2 separate regions of the Homo sapiens genome follow, and region 1 is linked to region 2. Evidence: chromatin loops called from intact Hi-C (ENCODE). Cell type or tissue: gastrocnemius medialis. All regions are shown on one strand. Each heading gives the region's core, and the rest is flanking DNA. Links, peaks and the distances in the headings are about the cores only. Region 1 overlaps CLCN4 (chloride voltage-gated channel 4). Region 2 overlaps ARHGAP6 (Rho GTPase activating protein 6).

Region 1 (4,387 bases), core at 216-4,215, 1.4 Mb after region 2:
GCCTGCTGACAACACTTTATTTACAAAAACAGGAACAGGCTGGATCTGGCCTGCAGGCTGTGCTTTGCCGGCCCCTGCTTTACACCATGGGTGTTTATTGGGCATCTGCTACCTGCCAGGCCACTGTCCAAGGCACCAGAGCTACCAGCACATTTGCGGCCCTCACCTCCCAACAAAACCCAGCAAACAAATAATCGTGACCCACGGGGACAAGTATAATATAAAGACAAGTGGCCACAGTCATTCCCCTTAGGATTATTTAAGGGAAGGAATGAGTTTCCAGAAACCCAACAATGCAACTAAAGGATGTCACCATCAACATTTCAACCTTAAAGCTTTGGGAAAATAAAGATGAGTTCCTATTACACACATACACACACACACAGAGAGAGAGAGAGAGAGAGAGAGAGGGAGAGGGAGGGAGGGGGAGAGAGAGAGAGAGGGAGGGAGGGAGAGAGAGAGAGAAAGAGAGAGAGAGGGTGGGAGAGAGAGAGAGAGAGGTTTCTGTGAGATCCTACAATCAGAAAAGTTTCTCCAAGTAATTAGTGATCCGAATGCTTCAAGATTCCGGGTGCCTCGGCTCATGAATAAAAATATGATCATACCATAGCGCTAACAAAGTGTTCAAGATCATCACAGTTACCTGTAGTGTTCACATGACACCATGAAAAGCATAGGACACAACAGAAATTCTAGAACACACAGCCAGAGGAGAGGGCCCAAGAACATCAAGTTCAGAGACAGGCCATGGTCAGACGGCAGCTAAAAATAAACATCTCAAAAGCTTCATTTCTTACAGATTTTCCAGGAGCCCCAGTGACTCATCACAAGCAGCCTTTACCGAGCTGCTTTTCTTCCAACCTTGTGGATTACGAGAGGTGCTGGCCTCAGTGGCTGCTGGCTGCTGGCTGCCAGTTCCTTGGTGCTGGGAGCCCCTAGTCTCAGAGGGGGCTTCACTGCAACCCAAGACGACTGCTGGTTCAGCTCCTGCTGGTCCAACAAGCCTGTATGAGGAATGCTTCCCCCTTTTTCCATCTCCTCCAACCTGTAACTCCTACCTCGTCAGAAAGAGAAGGCAGGACAACCCTCCCAAACCTACCACGCCTCACCTGCCATCCTCCCCACGGCCTTCAGACCCTAAGCTGGAGCTCCTACCCAGGTCACCGCAACCTCCTAACTGCGTAGCCCACCACTCCAGCTCTGCCCAAGTAATGCCAAGGTAATTCCCTCTCTGACCCACGGCCATTCCTCTGTCACCTTCAGTGGCTTCTCATCTACCCACCCTTTGACTCAAGCACTTCCCAAAGTATGCTTGCAATGAGTAAACACAGAATACAGAGCAAAAGAATCCGGATGCATCCAAACACTCTGTGTGATCCCGTTTACATCATGTTCAAAAACGGGCAGAAGTAAATTAACAAAGCTCAGGAACCAGAATTCTTTGGTAAATCTACAATGAAAAGTAGAGACGTAAACACAATAGAAGTCAGGAGAGTATTCTGAGGGGCAGGGAGGTGAGGGGACTGGGGAGGGGACAAAAGATGACAGCAGCAACAGTCTTTCCTGACTTGAGCAGAGGCATGATGACACAGTGTTCCTTTTACAATTCGTCCAGCTATATGGCAGTGTAGGGCAGCCTGGAGGGGAGGAAGAGCTCAAGGGGGTGACAGAAAGGTAGGGCTGACAGCAGGGCACAGGGTGGGGGGAATTAGGGAGCAACTGGGCTCCGCAGGTTGCCATGGGTGTCACCAGCCCTGCTGAGCTGCAGTCTGCTCACCTGCAATATGGGCTAACAAGACCACCTCCTAGGATGGTCCTGAAGACTGTTTATAAAATGCCCGCCCTGGAACAGGGCCCAGCTGTTCGTTGCCACATAACAGATATTTGCTAAATGAGCTTGTTATTGGGTGAAGGGTCAGCGGAGGACTTGGGTCCGTAAAGGGCTGCTAGAGTGGTCCAAAATAGCCATTTGTGCCTCCATCAGAACTCTCCCAGTCTCCTTCAATTGCTAACAAAGCTGGCCCCTGGCCCCAGATGTGGCACAGAACCCAATCTGGCCAATGACAGTGCCCCGACCACCAGGCACAATGACCGGCTATGGGGATGAGCGTGGGACCCATGCAGGGCCGCACACATGGACGAGGGGGAGAAAGGAAGTCTCTCTTTCCACGGTAGTGGCTAACTTGGAACCACCAACCCTACCAAGGGTGTATGGCGGGAGGGAATGAGGCCAGAGGCAGACACCAAAGTGTCCCCTAGAGACCATTCTGCCCCCAGGGGATGCTTGACAATGCCTGGAGACATTCTTGGTTATCACCTCTGGGGAGGGGGATTGCTATGGCATGATGTGGGTAAAAGCCAGAGATGCTGCCCAGCGTCCTAAATGCACAGGACGACCCGCACAGAGAAGAGTGATCTAGCCCCAAATGACCACAGTGGCAAGTTGAGACAGCTAGAAAACAAACAAGCCAGAGACCCAGACAGACGCCTTCCAGTTCCTGAGCCCAGGCTCCCTACATTCCAGCAGATTCCCTGGGTTTCTTTCCCAGCTTACGTCACCTAGACCAGCGCTTCTCATATGACAATGCACATGCGCATCCCCTGGGCTTCTGGTTAAACTGCAGGTGCTGATTCAGCAGGTCTGGGGCATGGCTGAGGCTCGAATTTCTCACAAGCTCCCGCCCCCGCAGAGGCACTTTGGAGAATGGCCAGGAGGTAACAAAGAAAGAAAAGAGACCGGGCTGCCTTCAGAAATCGGGGAGCCAGGAGCAGAGGACAGAGAAAGAGCCACAGAGGGAGGAGATTAAGCAGTCACGTGACTGGGAGGCTGGGGAAGGAGAATTCCAGAAGGGTACTGCCAGGGAACCCCACGGTTCCCAGCCCGGGGTGCGCAGCCGAACCACGTGGGAGCATTCAGAAAGCCCAAGGAGCAGGCCCCGCCCAGAGTCATTAAACCGGGGTCCCTGAGGCAGCGCCCAGGCATCAGCATTTTTAAAAGCTCCCCAGGTGCTGCCAATGTGCGGCCTCGGGTGAGATCTGACTCCGACTTGGATGAGCCATGCATCCCTTAGGGTCTTATTAAACGGCAGATTCTGATCCTGGAGAGCTGGGGTGTGGCCCAAGACTGCATTTGAGACGCCGAATTTCTAAGGCACTCCCAAGCGATGCCTGAGACCACCACACGAGGCTCTAGGAAGATTGGTTTCATCTGGCGGTTGGCAGGGTCTTGGAGATGTCTGAGAGGGGAGGGGAAGAGGGCAGTCTTGCAGTTAGTTGCCTTTGAAGAATGTCGCCAGGCTGCAAGGCCTGCATTACCGTGATCGTCATCAGACTGTGTCATTTCACTCCTTCCTGCTCCAGCTTCAAAGCTTCCCCACAAGCGCCTCCTCCAGGGTCTCCTGCTCCTCGAATAACATAACATGCTTAAGAAATGCAATCCAACACAAATTAATAGCCATCTTCAAATTATACAACAGACCGCTGTTCTCTTAATTTACTTGTGTGGAAGGAGGGAAAAAAATGTTCTGGCATGAATGTTTGAGGCTATAGCAAACATTTGTTTATCTGCCTATTCACGCTGCTCAGAACTGAAAGATTAGAAGTGGAAGTTTAAAATACAGCTAGTGTACCAGGATTTTCTGCCCCCACAATGCTCACACACACACACACACGCATGCCCTCTCTCTCTCTCTCACATACACACACACACACAAACACACACACTTTCCCATTCCTCCAATGAGCAGACACAGGAAGGAAGCATCTACCTAAGGAGGTTAGAGCGAAGCCTTGACCTCGGTCTCTTCATTCACAGTTACAATACTGCCACACGACCCCAGGCATGCGAACTACCCTATACACATGGCTCTGTTGTCCCCATCCAATTTCTAGAATAACTACTGTATCTGATGCTGCCAGCGCCCCACTCATATCACTCAAAACCTTCCAGTAAGCTCTAGCTAATTTCCAACCATATCGCTTAGTCTAAGGTCACTGTCATTGTTTTGAGACCCACAGAAGGTGGCTCTGCTTACATGGCATGCCTGAAGTGCATTATTGGGAATAGGTATTAATCGATGACTCTCAAGAACTGACTCCCGAGGGAAAAGGCTTGCGGGGCAAAGTCTGGAGAAAACCAGACATCTTCAAATGTCCTACTCCCTTGTCCCTTGAATGAGATTATTTCAAGGCATGTGCTTTGTACCTGTGCAGAAAACACGTAATATAGCAGACCTGAGACTGCTCTCCTTAGAAAGGCCTGTTTGCAAGGTTGGCCCTTGGCTGGCATCTGGGAATTTGTATTTTGGGAGGGTTCCCACCATTCCCAGAGCTGGTAAGAGTGGCTCACTGTGCCTAAACTCTTTGTCCAAATACTGTGATCTATGCT
Region 2 (4,387 bases), core at 184-4,183:
TGCATTGTCTAAACTGGGGTCTCTCAACTTCAGCACTATTGACATTAGGAACTGGATAATTCTTTGTGGTGGTGGTGGTGGCTGTTGCATGCATTGAAGATGTTTAGCAGCATCCATGGCCTCCAACCACTAGATGCCAGTAGCATGCTCCTCCCCTCTGAATTGTGACAACTAAAAATGTCCCATGACATTGCCGAATGTCCCCTGTTGGGCAAAATTGCCCCTGGTTGAGAACTATTGTTCTAAAATTATACAAAATAACCTCTTTTTGCTAAAGCAAAATAATTGTTAGACATTCTAAGACTCAGAAGAGAAGGAAACTTGAAATGAATCAAGCCACTAAGGACATTTGAACTGAGAGGTTACATAGAACAGAAGCTCTAAGGGGACCCCAAGCATCCCCATCTAAATTTCCTTCTCTCCTAAAGTTCCATTGGTATCTGCAATAAATCAACATTTTTTGTAAAATCCACTTGCTCCATTTCTCAAATCATTGCTTCATCTCTCATTTGTGAAGCTATTGTGTTTGATTACTCCCAAATACAATTTTTTTTCCTACCCAAAGGAGACCCTTCCCACTCTGCATCCTAAAGTGTCTGGGTGTCGACTCATGGTCAGTAAGGTGGTTGCTATGTAGATTAATGTGCGCTAGCTGATATTTTGGTTTGCTCTCCTGGCCTATTTTGTCAAGCTTGGAGGGTTTTCTAACTTTGCAACTTGGACTCACAGACTCCTAGCCTCAAAGAAATATTTTCACACCAGCCTTAAGTTCACATCCAAGATGTGACAGATTGTGTGTTCTTGGGGTGGAAGTGAGAGGGAAGGGGAATAAATAAACCCATTTTTAGGAAGTATAGTCAGCACTTACGCCCTTCCATCATGCCTTTCTGAAGGCATTGCCTCAAACCCAGACTTGAAGTTGAGCATACTGCTTAAATTAGGGGATTGGGGCAGGGGCATGGGCATGATCTACCCATAAACCATAGATGGTTTCTTCCACCCCCGCATTCTCCCTCTTCTGACTCTATTGACCACTCCCTCTCCCCACCAATTCTCTCTTTTTATTTTCTTGGCACCAGAAAATCTTTTTTTTTTCTTTTTATCGAGGTGGTGTCTCACTTTGTCACCCAGGCTGGAGTGCAGTGGCGCGATCTCGGCTCACTGCCAACCTCTGCCACCCGAGTTCAAGCAATTCTCCTGCCTCAGCCTCCGGAGTAGCTGGGATTACAGGCACCCACCACCACACCTGGCTAATTGTTTTGAATTTTTTGTAGAGATGGGGTTTCACCATGTTGGTCAGGCTGTTTTCAAACCCCTGACCTCAGGTGATCTGCCCACCTCAGCTGGCCTCCCAAAGTGCTGGGATTACAGGTGTGAGCCACTGCACCCAGCTGGAAATCTTAAGATTTAATTGTCTTCCAGTGAATGAGCTGAGAGAAATAGGATTTATTTAACCAGAGTTGTCTTCTCCTCTTGGGAGTGAGAAAAAAAAAAAAAAAAAGTAGGGCTTTGCCTAACCATTATTTACAGCTGTAGAAAACCAAATGCACAGTCTAAATCTAAGTAAGGAAAAACACAAACACAACCTTAGAAGATAGAAATCATTCACAAAAAGCTCTGCATTTGTATTTCAGTATGTGATGTTATATGCTTTCAGTCCAGTTCAACTGACATTTTGAAACCAAACGCTTATACAGTGTTTGCAGTGATTTTAAAAATATTAATCAATGTTATCCTCATATCAATCCTATGTAGTTGTTATTATTACTATTATCCCCATTTCACAGATAAGGAAATTGAGGCATAGATAAGTAACTTGCCTAAGGTATGCAGCTAGTAGTGGTGGCTCTAGGATTTCACATTTATTGAGCAATCAGTAAATGTGCTCAGTCTTGGGCAACAAAGACAAGTAAGAAGCCAAGCAGTTTTGTGGGGAAGACCTCTGAATGGTTAATCCTGTGATGGAGTGGTGAGTGCTATGTTAACTGCTGGATTAATTAAGCCTTTTTAATTTCTATATTTCTGATCATTTGATATCCAGAGCCTTGCTGATCCTGAAGGGACTGCCCCTCCCCTGGGAGAGCTAGCTAATTCCTAGGGATGGTAAACAACTCACTTGGAATTATACCTTTCCTATGTGGACCAACCAATCCAGAGCCCATACCCCAACCACCTCATTTATTGGGCTCTCACAGGGCTCTCAAACCCTTGCCCTAATCACCCCAGGCCAGGTACCAGACACTAGAGATGGACCCTACACCCCAGAGTCCACTTAAATTATTCAAGCTAGCCAATCCTAAGCCTGCTAGCCCTGCCTCACCCATTCCTTTCCACACAAACCACAATAAAGGCTCTTGCCCATGTTTTCTCCTTGCTTCCTCTTTCCCCTGACCAGCCCTGGTGCTTCCCCATGTGGCCCTATGTGGTGTGGCATGCCTCTCCTCTTGGGAACTGTGTGTAACAAGCTGTTTTCCCAAAGGCAATTGTCTACTGATCTGTTAGCCCCACTATACCTGAATAATAACAAAACTTACATTTAGAAACATTTGCGTGCCTGTGGAGCCCCATGCAGGCACTCAGGAGACAAGTACAGCTGGACGCTGTTTTCAAGCTGCTCACAGCTGTGCTGTACTGGGCCACAAAATGCAATTCTTCTGCCATGGTTGGTGCACAGCAGCTGTTTGGCTCCCCACTGGCCTGGTCTGTGTAAGTGTAACAGATGACTTCCATGCCGTTCTTAAATTACAGCCCAGAGAAATCAGTTGGTTTAAATAGTCTCACTTATGGACTACTTCCAACGCCCTATGATTGCTTTGTCCCTTCTTTATTTGAAGGTTCACCATGTTCTTCTTTACAGAAGTACACTATGTTCTTCTATAGAATTTTCTGCATATTCTCTCAAGCCTTCTTGGTGCCAATAAGCCATCTTCAACAATGAAAGCCACTGGTGGCTGCTGGGTAGGAGTTGGTCACCTTTGGAGATCCCAAAGAGGGATCTAAGACTCTCTCAAGCTGGGGGGACATCAAAATGACCAGCTATTTGGCCAAGGAAAGACAGTTATCTGTCCTATGGGTAATTTTGCTTGTGGAACTCTGCTCTCTACCCCAAAGGTGACCATTTGCCATGATTATTGAAAAGAGGATTCCAGATCTGGGCGAACAAATGAAATTTGAGGTTTCTTATAGCATGGGACCCCCTCCTCCTCCTATTAGCTGCTCTGTAAAGCTGAAGTATTGCTCCTCATGGTAACTTTTCTTATTTAAACCTTTTCAATATTGCACTTGTTGAGGTTTTTTTTTTTTTTTCTTTTCCTTTTTTTCTTTTTTGACAGAGTCTTGCTCTGTCACCCAGGCTAGAGTGCAGTGGCGTGATCTCGGCTCACTGCAACCTCCACCTTCTGAGTTCAAGTGATTCTCCTGCCTCAGCCTCCTGAGTAGCTGGGATTACAGGTGCCTGCCACCATGCCTGGCTAATTTTTGTATTTTTAGTACAGACGGGGTTTCACCATCTTGGCCAGGCTGGTCTTGAACTCCTGACCTCATGATCCGCCTACCTCGGCCTCCCTAAGTGCTGAGATTACAGGCATGAGCCACCGTACCCAGCCTGAGGTTTGTTTTGTTTTGTTTTGTTTTGTTTCACTTTTTGTCCCTGGATAACCAATGAGATTAGGGGCTTATTAATCTCCTCTGGCTAGTTATCTCCATTAAGCTTATTGATTTTCATTCTAAATAGGTTCAAAAGAGCTGTTTATAGACTTAACTAAAGGCTTAATGGCTGGCGATTTGGAGGTCTGTATCCTTTGCCAGAGTGAGGATAAAGTCACATTCCTTTTTCTATTCCCAACCCCTCCTAAAACAGTGGGAGGCCGTAGTTAGGCACTCCACTAACATTTATTGAATGTGGGTATTTTCTGATGTTGGATCGCTTAGGCTAGTTCAGAAGTGGGAGCTGTGGTCTGGGTCTCTGTGAAACATCTCCTGAGAGGATGAGAAAAAGCTGTTTACTCTCGAGTGTCTGAGTTTATGCCCATGTGGATGGTTAGCGGGTCTGTCATTCAGCAGGGTAGGCAACTCTGCAGAATGCCATGGAAATTACCTTTCTTGAAATCCATGGAACAATTTTAAGTTGAAATCACAGTAATGAAACAAAGCTGTTATGGGGATGGTGTCAAGAAAGTTCAGTCATATTCCAAAGTCCTCTCAATTTGCATTTGAAGGGTGGTGCATTAATTGTCTCAATGGCTCATTTCTCAGACAGTTGAATGATAAATTGTTAGAACTATAGCAGTGGTTCTCAACCAAGAAAGATATTGCATTGTCTGGAGACATTTTTGATTGTCATAACTTGGGGAATGTTACTATAGTAACACCTAGTGGGTAGAGGCCA

The links. Peaks named below come from ENCODE experiments on the same cell type or tissue, not always from the same donor. Only the 100,000 strongest peaks of a DNase experiment are listed, where the experiment ranks them.
Region 1: it touches region 2 in a loop (4-fold over the local background); 5 of 110 quality-filtered maps call a loop at or near these places.

Annotation. Positions count from the first base shown.
Region 1 is chrX:10,171,969-10,176,355 of GRCh38, reverse strand. All of the region lies in intron 2 of CLCN4 (chloride voltage-gated channel 4), which reads right to left. Among named protein-coding and RNA genes, the nearest start is that of CLCN4, 17 kb to the right of the region's middle. RefSeq lists an enhancer at 1,535-2,511. In gastrocnemius medialis, for the core only: no CTCF peak of the experiment used is centred there; DNase peaks (open chromatin) are centred at 865, 1,773 and 2,685; H3K27ac peaks cover 4,000 bases.
Region 2 is chrX:11,539,192-11,543,578 of GRCh38, reverse strand. The region is part of intron 1 of ARHGAP6 (Rho GTPase activating protein 6); the gene reads left to right. Among named protein-coding and RNA genes, the nearest start is that of ARHGAP6, 120 kb to the left of the region's middle. In gastrocnemius medialis, for the core only: no CTCF peak of the experiment used is centred there; a DNase peak (open chromatin) is centred at 2,658; H3K27ac peaks cover 3,053 bases.